2 separate regions of the Homo sapiens genome follow, and region 2 is linked to region 1. The links are chromatin loops, found by intact Hi-C in ENCODE. Cell type or tissue: Caco-2. All regions are shown on one strand. Links, peaks and the distances in the headings refer to the core of each region. The heading gives the core; the rest is flanking DNA.

Region 1 (5,984 bases), core at 459-5,458:
TGTATCAGCCACATGTGATATATGTGGATTTTTCATTAAAGTCCCATTGGTCTTAGCATTAATTCACATGCCCACTTGTCAAGATGACATTTGTGCGAGAGGCATCTTCAATGGGCCGGGAACGCCGCGCCTTTGGCAGCTGCGGGAAACACAGAAGACAGAAGCCCTCCCATTCTCAGCCACCCTCAAGTCTGTCAATTACACTCTTAGGTTGCTCAAAGCTATAGCTTCTTTCTTGCCTTCCTGAGGTTTACCACCAGGTCGAATTGAATAAGAGGATCCAAAGTGACAACCCGGTCACAGGCAGGTTTGATAGCATCCAGGTGAGCCCCGGTATCATTCCTGTTATCAACAGGGCACATATTAAAATACAGTAGAAGAGAAGAGCTGTGTCAGACTCGTCTAGTGACCCGGAGAGGGCTTTCTCTCAAGTGTCTTCTAGTAGAAACCCACCTGCAATTCTGGCAATTGGCAAAACGGTTTCACTCGTCTCAGGGAAACAGCTTGCTCTCAAAGCACTGTGAGCTATATAGTCACGACTAAGGCAGAAAATCCAAGAAAAACTAGCTCAAAGCTATGCTCAAGAACATGGAATCTAGCCAGGCGTGGAAGCTCAACGCCTGTAATCCCAACACTGGGAGGCCAAGGCGGGTGGATCACTTGAGGTCAGGAGTTCAAGACCAGCCTGGCCAACATGACGAAACCCCTTCTCTACTAAAAATACAAAAATTAGCCAGGTGTGGTGATGCACGCCTGTAATCCCAGCTACTGGGGAGGCTGAGGCAGGAGAATTGCTTGAACCTGGGAGACGGAGGTTGCAGTGAGCCAAGATCACACTGCTGCATTCTATCCTGGGTGACAGAGGGAAACTCCATCTCAAAAAAAAAACAAAAAACAAAACAAAACAAAACAAACAAATAAACATGTAATTTTACTCATGCTTAAAAAGGAAACAAGGCCAAGTGTGATGGCTCATGCCCATAATCCTAGCACCTTGAAAAGCTGAGGTGGGAGGATTGCTTGAAGCCAGAAGTTCAAGGCTGAAGTTATCTATGATCATACCACTGCATTCCAGCCTGGGCAACAGAGCGAGACTTTGTCTCTAAAAAACTAATAAAAACATAAATAAATAAAAGGATATTCGATCACACATTTTGTTTAGCCACTCATGTCAATGGACATTTGGGTTACCTCTTCCTTTTGGCTACTGTGGATAAAGCTGCTATGAACACTGATTTTTCTTTTAATGATACCTAGCACAAACACTTGAAGCTTCAGAGAGCTAGTAGAATGATGAGAAAAGTATTTAATTCATTTTTATTCTATGATGGCTCACTGGTGCTTCTATAAAGATGCTCCATTTTTCTGGGCAGCAAAACAATTTTCTGACCTTAGTCATCTCCATTTCAGCCACCTAGCATCACGGCAACACAATGCTGCTCCCTCTGTGAAACTCCTGACAGCAGCTGTGAGAGTGTCCCATCCCTGAAAGAGCCCCCTCTCTGCCCTGGAGGGATCTCCAATCCCTCAGGACACCCTTCTCACATCTCTTACCCCTGCAGGACTTCCTCCTGCCCGGAGTCTGCTCCTGTACACCAGGAACTACCTTCCTCAAACCATCCTTGCCCTCCTGGCTGCCATTCTCCAAGACCGGCTATCTTCTGGACCCTCCACCCCCATGTGTTCTTTTTTTTTTTTTTTTTTTTTTTTTTTTTCAAACCTCTGGTGGCCTCTGTTTCCTTTGCTGGTTTTTATGCTGCCATGATCTACGTTTATGGAAAGCAAGCTGCCATAAAGGTATAGTCGAGAAGATTCTGCCCTCAGCTCTCTTTTCCTCTTAATGTTCTCTTCCTTGAAGATCTGATTCTTCTTGTGGATAACTTCCAAACCTACACCTTTCTGCCTCATTTCTTTCCAAAGCCTGGGACCCACATTTCCAACTGTTTGGAGCACTTTATCACAGGGCCCTCAAAATTATCATTCCCAAAGCAAGCTCATCTTCCCTTATCGTACTTGTATGCTTCTTTCTTCCTGGCTTCTTTGACTTCCCTCCCATTTTCATGACCATCCTCTGAGCTGACTGTGTTCAAAACTCTAGGTGGCCTCCCCTCTCCTTCCTCACTGTCTCACAGAGCCTTGGCTGCTCAGTGATATCTCGACATTCAGTCAGTCTGGTCCTCCCAGCCAGTCTCCCGCATGCTTTCCACGTGACTCTGGCCAAAGTTTCTCCTAAAACATGCAGCTGATCCTCCATGAAAACTGCGTGCACCCCATAGCCAATTCCGAGGGCCTCTTTGTACGACTGACTGCTTGCTGTCTCCCAGCTCCCAGCTGGCTCGTAAGTGGAGTTTTGTACCCTGCAGAATCTACCAAGGCACTCTGTAGCAAAGCAGGCCTTCCACCTGTCTCGGGGAACCCAGCTGGCCACCTTGCACTCAGCCTCTGCCAGTCACCTCAGGGCTGGCATTTGGGAGTCCTGACTGCACGCCAAAGGTTGTTAAGTGGCTTTCTCTGAACTCATTTGAACAGCTGAGTAAACTGTTCTTGCTTTCACAAGGAAAAGAACTCCTGAAGTTATTAGAACTCACCAAACCAGTTTCCTTGTTTTTGAAGAAAGCAGGTAATGTGGCTTTGCCAGCAAGAAGCAGGCCTTGGGCGTCCATCTCCTTCTCAGGTGTGTTTACTCAGGAGAAGGTGACATTTGGATAGGGGCAGGTGTGTTTGCTGAACTGAGCTTCAGCCTAATCATTCCGGAAAACTTCCTGAGACTTTCTCTGCCCTGTAATTTCCCCACTGTTGATGGAAGTATATTGCAGTCTCATGCAGGACTGCGAAGGGAAGGTCACACTCACTAGATCACTTATATACCAAATTCTGGGGAACTTTTGCTGCATATTATACTTTAGATCTCTTTCCATTAATGATAATCATTGAAAATATTACCATGGAATAAAATCTGGACTTTAGTTAATGTAACATACCAACGTTGTTTTCTTAGTTTTGCCGACTCTCCTATGGTGACATAAGATGTTAACGGGAAGAGGATGGGTGCAGACCATACAGAAACACTATTGTCTTGGCAACTTTTCTCTGGAATTATTTCCAAATAAAAAGTTAATTTTTAAAAAATGATCAGCTTCCCCGCTTTCTCTGCGCAGCGCAGTATACTAAGCCCCTTCCAGACACTGTGCCATTTGCGTAACACCCTGCATGGGAGATGCCATCCACATTTCACCCAGGAGGAAATGCGGTTCAACGAGGCCCACACCTACAGCTGAAGACAGCCCCATGGCGGGGGTGTGACCTCGAATTCGGATCTTACCCATCCCAATCGACAGGAGCCAACCTGCGCTTCCGTATCACGGCAACGTGAGGAAAGGCATGGGTACACATACATGCACTGAACACACACATGCGCAGTCTGTCAGTCAGTAGCCAGGGTGAATCCTTTCTTAATAATCTTCCCTGTGATCCATTCTTCTCACTGAACAGATTTAGCCCAAGGGTTGCCTGTTCTGTATAGGCAATGATGGTACATGTGTGTCCTCAGGGACAGAACTGGCAGCAACGCTCCATGACCACCCTGGATGTGACACCCACACCTGTGAGAGGACACGGCTCTCTGTGCCCTATGTGCCTGCCTCCTCCTTTGAGAGTGCAAGTCCCCCATGGGCAAAGCCTGCCACGCACACACTCACCTACTCATTCATTCATTCATTCACTCATTCATTCATTAATATATTCCTTCATGCATTGCTTGTAGACTAAAGAAACAAGAGTTATAACCAGTCTATGGCATGCAAACCAAGGAATCATAGACTGTTAGCACTGTCAGAGGCACTGCAGGGTCGGTTGTTGCAGAAAAGGTATTCATCACGATCACCCCAAGAAGTACTTAAAACACACAGATTCCTGAGTCTCACTCTTAATAAAGCTCTGATTCAAGAGAACTGGATAGGGCCTGGCAATCTGCCTTTTTCAAAGCCCCCTCCAGTTCCCAAGCCCAGTGACCCTGAGGCACCGCCAGGTTTGGGGTTTTGCTCCACAGACAAATCCTGTCTGGACATGAACAGTCAGTTTCTGCTGGAGCACCCCTGAGATGAAGGAGCTCCTGACCTCACAAGGCAGACTCTCACTGCCACGCTGCACTTAGGCTTCAGAAATCCTTTTCTGTGTTCAGACATTGTGCTTCTTTGGAAATTCACTCCATTGTTTCAATTTTGTCCTCTGGTTCCACTAAGAAGATGCGTATGCCCTTTCCCACAGGACCAGACTGCAGGTACCTGATGGGAGCCATCATGCTTTGGAAAGTCTCTTCTCATCCAGTCATTTTGTTTTAATGGAATGCATTCTCATCCCATTTGACACGTGAAAGCCGAGTGTGGTGTAGTGCTCTGCAGGAGTGCCGAACCTTGAATTTTGAAGGAGCCATCCTTTTCTAGGCTCTGGGCTCTTTTTAATGAGGCATTTTAGGGCAAATGTTCTTGACCTTGGCTACACTTTGGAATCACCTGGGAAGTTTAGAACCTACGAATGCATTGGTTCTACCCCTCAGAGACTCTGATATAACAGGGCTGGGTTATATCAGGCTGCTTGAGGTAACTTCAACGAGGAGCCGATGCTGAGAGGTGCAGATCTAGAGAGACACTGGTTTCTCTCTGTGTTGGTCTATGGCTCATACTAAACTCATTCACACTCAGCCTTTTTCCCTTGGAATTCCTGCCACACCAGGTCCTCCTCATCATGTTCTTGAGTAATTGATTAGCTTAACTTCACTGCAGCCCCTTCCAATGATCCCTGACCAGTGTCGTGTATTTGGTTTAGGTCTATTGTTGAAAGGCTACTGCAGGTCCCACTGATGGAGCTGCTTGTTGACTATCTGCTTTCTCTCTAGCTTTGAGAACTTTACATGCTTCTGATGTCTTTCTGTAAAACATGGGTTACATTATGGATCTTAGAAAGATACTCTACTGAAAACCCTCTGGGAATCAAATTATATCAACTGCTTTTTAAGCAACTCACTACTCTTTCACAGATAAGGTAAAGATTTATGGCCATGGAAGATCCACGCGTACGGCATTTACTCCTAAAATGAGTCGTATTAGACAGCTCTCTGCATTTCTCTCTGGTGGCGCCCTCCAATGGGGAGCCAGCCAAAGCCACCATGAAGGGCTTTCAGGGTACTGCAAACTGATGACATTTCCTGTGTGTGGCCTCTCCAACCTTATTTAAATCAACTGCCACATGCACTGAGACTGCTATAGTGACATCAGCTCAAGATGCCCTGAGCCTCCAGGAAGATTTGCCTAAGACGGTACTAACACATGTCTCGCTGGCCAGAGAACAAACTGCCAAATGGGTTCTCCAGAGTTGTAAGGTCTTTGACCCCATTATGAGAGCATCATTCAACTTTGTATGAATGATGAGACACAGGCAGAACACACGTGAAAGGTTCTAGGTCAACCTGGGGAAGGTAAAGTTACATTTGGTAGAATTTTAATTTTAATTTTGGAGACAGGGTCTTGTTCTGTCACCCAGGCTGGAGTGCAGTGGCACAGTCATAGCTCACTGCAGCCCTGAACTTCTGGGTTGAAGTGATTCTCCTGCCTCAGCCTCTCCAGTAGCTGGGACCACATGTTTGCATCACTATGCCTGGCTAATTAAATGTTTTTTTGTTGAGATGGGGTCTTGCTATGTTGCCCAGGCTGCTCTCGAACTCCTGGCCTCAAGTGATCCTCCTGCCTCAGCCTCCCAAAGTGCTGGGATTTACAGGCATGAGCCACTGTGCCCACATTTTTATTTTTAATTTTGAAAAGTGACATTTCTCTTATATTCATAATACCAAGACTCTTGCTAACGTGGCATTTTCAATTTTTCCCATTTCCAGCGAGGCTGACTTTGTACCTATTATTTCTCCAATTCTGGCTGTGCTCTCCCCACTGGGGCCTCTCAGTAATGCCTGTCACCTCCCTCTCTCAAGGGAA
Region 2 (5,000 bases), core at 1-5,000, 390 kb after region 1:
ATTTTTAGTAGAGACGGGGGTTTCACCATATTGGCCAGGGTGGCCTCGAACTCTTGACCTTGTGATCCACCCACCTTGGTCTCCCAAAGTGCTGGGATGACAGGCATTAGCCACTGGGCCGGCTGGCTAAATTCTTAAAACTAGATAAAACATGCCAGTTAATCCCTAAATCATAGAAGATTTGAGAAAATTCAGGAGTGTGATTAAGCAGCAGCAGCACACTCGGGACAGAAACAGACACACCAAACAAGACCACATACCCCATTAGGAGATTTCTAGGAACGGATGAAACAAGACAGTAACTGCTCTGGGGGTTGGGGCCAACTTTCTAAATGGCTACAAATAATCTGGCAGGTTTTCTTCATTGCCAACCCAATTGTCAGTTAATTGAAAGGGGACTATCTCATAGCAATACTGCCCCTAGGAAGGATCTGGGTTTGGGTGTAAGGCAGTTTGGGAGACCAAAACTTCCTGCTTGCCTGTCTGGCTCCTTCACCCTCCAAGGGAGCACATCCGGTGACCTGTCTGGTCACAAATGCCCCACTCTGGGTCACCTCTGCAGCAGCCCAAGAACAACCAATTGTGAGTAGCAAGGCTGGAAAATGCATCACCTGGGGAGGGATTTCTCAATGACCAGGAGCACATGTATTTTTATCTTTGGTGCAGTTTGCTATAATGCTGAAACTGAGGCAGCTCAATGCACATCCTATTTGCAATATTAAGTGAATTTACTTCTTTGATTTCTTCATCAAAGGGTACACCCAGTGCACCCTTTACTTTTCCTTAATGATGTGTCCCCTGTAGCAGAGACCATGTGTTTTACTCAGCCCTTTATTATGCAAGCCTAACGTAGTTTTGGTCAATAGCTTAATAAAAGTCAATCAAATTCTTGATTAGCAAGTACTTCCGTTTTCCATGGTTTGCATGTTTTATGCCATAGGTAACTAATTTGAAAATTGTCAGAATCAAAATGGAGTCAGTCACTAGGCCAGACTCGGTGGCTCACTCTGTACTCCCAGCACTTTGGGAGGTCAAGGTAGCTGGATCATCTGATGTTGGAAGTTCGAGATCAGCCTGGACAACACAGTGAAACCCCGTCTCTACTAAAAATACAAAAATTAGCCGGGCATGGCGGCACATGCCTGTAATCCCAGCTACTCACGAGGCTGGGGCAGGAGAATCACTTGAACCCGGGAGGTGGGGGTTACCGTGAGCCAAGATTGCGCCACTGCACTCCAGCCTGGGTGACAGAGCAAGACTCCGTCTCAAAAAAAAAAGGAGTCACTAATGTTAAGAACACCCGGACAAACAGCTAGAAAGGTCATAGAGGGTTCTCATGTTTGTACGCATGATGACAAAGACCACAAAAATCACAACTTTGCACAAAGGCCTTTGCAACCTCACACAAAAAATACTTCTGCAAGCACACATCCAACTGCTTGTCAACCTTGGACTGGCATCACCCTTGTTACTGACCTGTGCAGTCAGGGATAATTATCTCAAAACAACGATGTAATCCTCATTTCTTCCTTTATAAACCTTTCTCTTTTCGCCTGTAATCTCAGCACTTTGGGAAGCTGAAGCAGGACTACTTGAGCCCAGGAGTTCAAGAGCAGTCTGGGTAACATAGGGAGACTCTGTCATCACAAAATTAAACAAAACCAAAAAAACCCACAAAAACCTTTTTTTCCCTCAATATACTCATCATCTATGATGGCATGTACATTCCCATTGCAATGCTCTACTCCCAAATAAACGTTTTCTTTTTGAGATCCTCTTTTAGGTTGACACTAACAAAAAGAAATGCTATCCAAATGTACTTCCATCTCTTCAGCATGTGTACTCATAATATCAAATCTACAATGCTAGGCACTGCTCTAGGTGCTTTATACATATATTAAGCCTTACAACAACCCTGTGTGGTAGCCGTTAACTTTATGTAAGAGATTAAGGAGCTCCCGCAAGGGGCCACAGCCAGGCAGGAAGTGTGACCCCAGGGGGCAAAGCTTTCCAGCTGTCCACTCCTGTACAATGGCCTTGACAGTGATCTCATCCTACATAGATGCCAGATTCATGTGAGCATGGGGGCAAAAGTCCCTGGTGACCTACAGTTCAGTGTACCGAACAAACCAGCTCTTGCAGCAAACTGAATGTCTTCTCCAAACAGGGACAGACTGCTGCTTTTTAGGGTGGAGCTCCAGATGAGGCAATGGGTGCATTTAGGGCCATGTCTTATGCAGATCAGGCATCTTCAAACACCAGAATCACAGTGTCAAGAAAGTAAAATAGTCCACATACACCACGTTTATGGCACAACTTCACTGACTTTGCAAAGTTTCCCAATATTTTCCACAACTTTCTAGGCTTCCTCCTAATGCCAAGGCTGATTAGAGAACTTGAAAAAAAAAAAAAGTTTGCAGCTGGGCACCGTGGCTCACACCTGTAATCCCATCACTTTGGGAGGCCGAGGCAGGCAGATCACGAGGTCAAGAGACCATCCTCACCAACATGGTGAAACCCTGTCTCTACTAAAAATACAAACATTAGCTGGGCATGGTGGCTCACACCTGTAGTCCCAGCTACTCGGGAAGCTGTGGCACGAGAATCACTTGAACCTGGGAGGCATCTCACTTGAACCTGGGAGGCAGAGGTTGCAGTGATCCGAGATCGCGCCACTGCACTCCAGCCTGGTGACAGAGGGAGACTCCATCTCAAAAAAAAAAAAAAAAAAAAAGTTTGCTTAAATTATCTGTAAGTATTAATAGAATTTAGGTGTAATTCTGATAGCTAATGCTTAATGTGCCTGGCTTCTAAATCCATCTGAACCCTCTATAAGGTATGTACTATTATTGTTCCCATTTTACAGAGAAGGAAACTAAGGCATACAGAGGTTAGGTAAGCTGAGTACATGGTAGACTGGGATTTTTTAACTGACACAGTGATTTGATTCAGAGGTCAGCAGCTATGGCTAGCCTCTTTTGTCAAGTTTCACTGGGATACAGCCAAACCCGTTTGTTTACTATGGTCCATGACTGCTTTCGCACTGCAACGGCTAAGCAGTTTGTGAGACCCTATAACTTGCAAACACATACTTGTTCGGTGACGAGTGCTAAAATATTTACTATCTCGAACTTAGAGAACACATTTGCCAACCTCTGGTCTTAACCATACAGCACCATGGTCTTTTATGGTGCACCTTAGGATCACAGGAGCAAGTTGTCGGGCTGATCCAAACTCTTACATTTTCTACCCATCTGTTACAAAACTTTTAGGGGAAATAGGGGAACTAATTTCTGATTCATATCAAGTGGCACTATTCTGGTTTCCATTACAATCTGAATGCTAGTCAAGAGGACAGAAATGATAGATCAATCAAAAGGAAATACACAATGAAAGCTCCTGAATCATGAAAGAACAGATTTCATAATTATACTCTGCTGCCTTAGTGGAATTTAGAAAAAATTTTTTGTAATGTTTTACAAAAAATTATATTGTACCACTTTTGGATTCATTGAGAAGTGAATAATATAGCTATAATTTATCTTTAAAATGTTTGTATTCATCCAAATATAATAAATACATAGAAATAATCAGCCCAAATGTTGTCTGGCATACACTGTAAGGGTTACAGCTGTGTGGGGAAAAAAGGGTTTAAGTCTAGGGCAGGATGTTGTTAGAATTAACCCCTGCTCCTCAGCACCACCATTCAGAAGTTCCAAGTGCTGGAAATAAATATTCATGCTTCCTCCCAAGTGTGATGTGCATACATTGTGGATCATTCACTTTCTTCTTCTAATAGTGGTACTCATACTTTTAGGGCCGAGAAAGAAAATCTGCTTAGGAATAGCAAACATGGCAGGTTTTGGCTGTTAATCTTTTGTGGCAAAGAAGGTTAAGAGAAGCAAAGTGATTTCGTTTTTTTTTTTTTATTTTTATTTGAGATGGAGTCTCACCCAGTTGCCCAGGCTGGAGTGCAATGGCACAATCTCGGCTCACTGCAACCTCTGCCTCCCAGGTTCAAGTGATTCTCCTGCCTCGGCCTCTGGAGTAGCTATGATTACAGGTGCCTGCCACCACACCTGGCTACTTTTTGTATTTTTAGTAGAGATGTGGTTTCACCATGTTGGCCAGGCTGGTCTCCAACTCCTGACCTCAGGTGATCCGCCTGCCTTGGCCTCCCAAAGTGCTGGGATTACAGGCGTGAGCCACCGCGCCCGACCTGCAAAGTGATTTCTGTGCAGCAGAGAAAACTGACCCAACAATCCTCCTAGGCAGAATGAAGCAGTTATTAAAACATTTAGCTAGCTCCTTAGCCTTTCACGTTGCTTAAACAGGCACTCACTCAAAAGATTAGATCATAAAAATATAATGCTTGCAAGACTGTAAGTAAGCACCCCCCTTATTTATTATCAGACCAGGTGCACCAAGACCATTTATTTGCTTATGTCTTTACTGATGGTTCTGTCAAACTACAACTCCAGAGTTATAAGGTTGCCTCTCATTACAGAAGTGTCAATTAGATTTAAGACAATTTTACTTTTCTTTAAAGATACAGCATTTAAAAAATACTCCAAATTGAGTTATGCCAAAGTTTCTAACACTTGTGCGTGTAACTTGTTACAAAATTCCCAGAAAACGTAAGAGCCACACACATTTTTCCCCTCCAGAAATAGCTTGCATTTATAAACAATATATATCACTTGCTGACATGCAAGACCCCTAAATTTGGTACAAAAGCCAAGAAAAAACTCCATGGATTTTCATCTTGCATAGACAGAATGAGGTATTAAAAATGCTTCTGCAGGTCCTTTCAAAGAATTGTTAGTTCATGGTACATCTCACAGTTAGTTCTGAGCTCTGGGTTTCAGAATCATGTCACACTAACAGCATTTACTACCAACCTTCCCTATTAACTTGATTCAACTCCAATTACCTCTTTGCTTTTCTGCTTTTATCAAGGAGGATGCTGCCAGTCTGCATCTAACAGAGCGCTTCTTTCA

Evidence for each region. Peaks named below come from ENCODE experiments on the same cell type or tissue, not always from the same donor. Only the 100,000 strongest peaks of a DNase experiment are listed, where the experiment ranks them.
Region 2: it touches region 1 in a loop (2.4-fold over the local background); 5 of 110 quality-filtered maps call a loop at or near these places.

What each region holds. Positions count from the first base shown.
Region 1 is chr13:98,413,187-98,419,170 of GRCh38, reverse strand. The region is part of intron 16 of FARP1 (FERM, ARH/RhoGEF and pleckstrin domain protein 1); the gene reads right to left. Among named protein-coding and RNA genes, the nearest start is that of FARP1-AS1, 20 kb to the left of the region's middle. In Caco-2, for the core only: no CTCF peak of the experiment used is centred there; a DNase peak (open chromatin) is centred at 2,660.
Region 2 is chr13:98,023,716-98,028,715 of GRCh38, reverse strand. IPO5 (importin 5) reads right to left here. Exons shown (of 29, transcript NM_002271.6): 29 at 4,420-5,000. Among named protein-coding and RNA genes, the nearest start is that of IPO5, 73 kb to the right of the region's middle. In Caco-2, for the core only: no CTCF peak of the experiment used is centred there; a DNase peak (open chromatin) is centred at 2,072.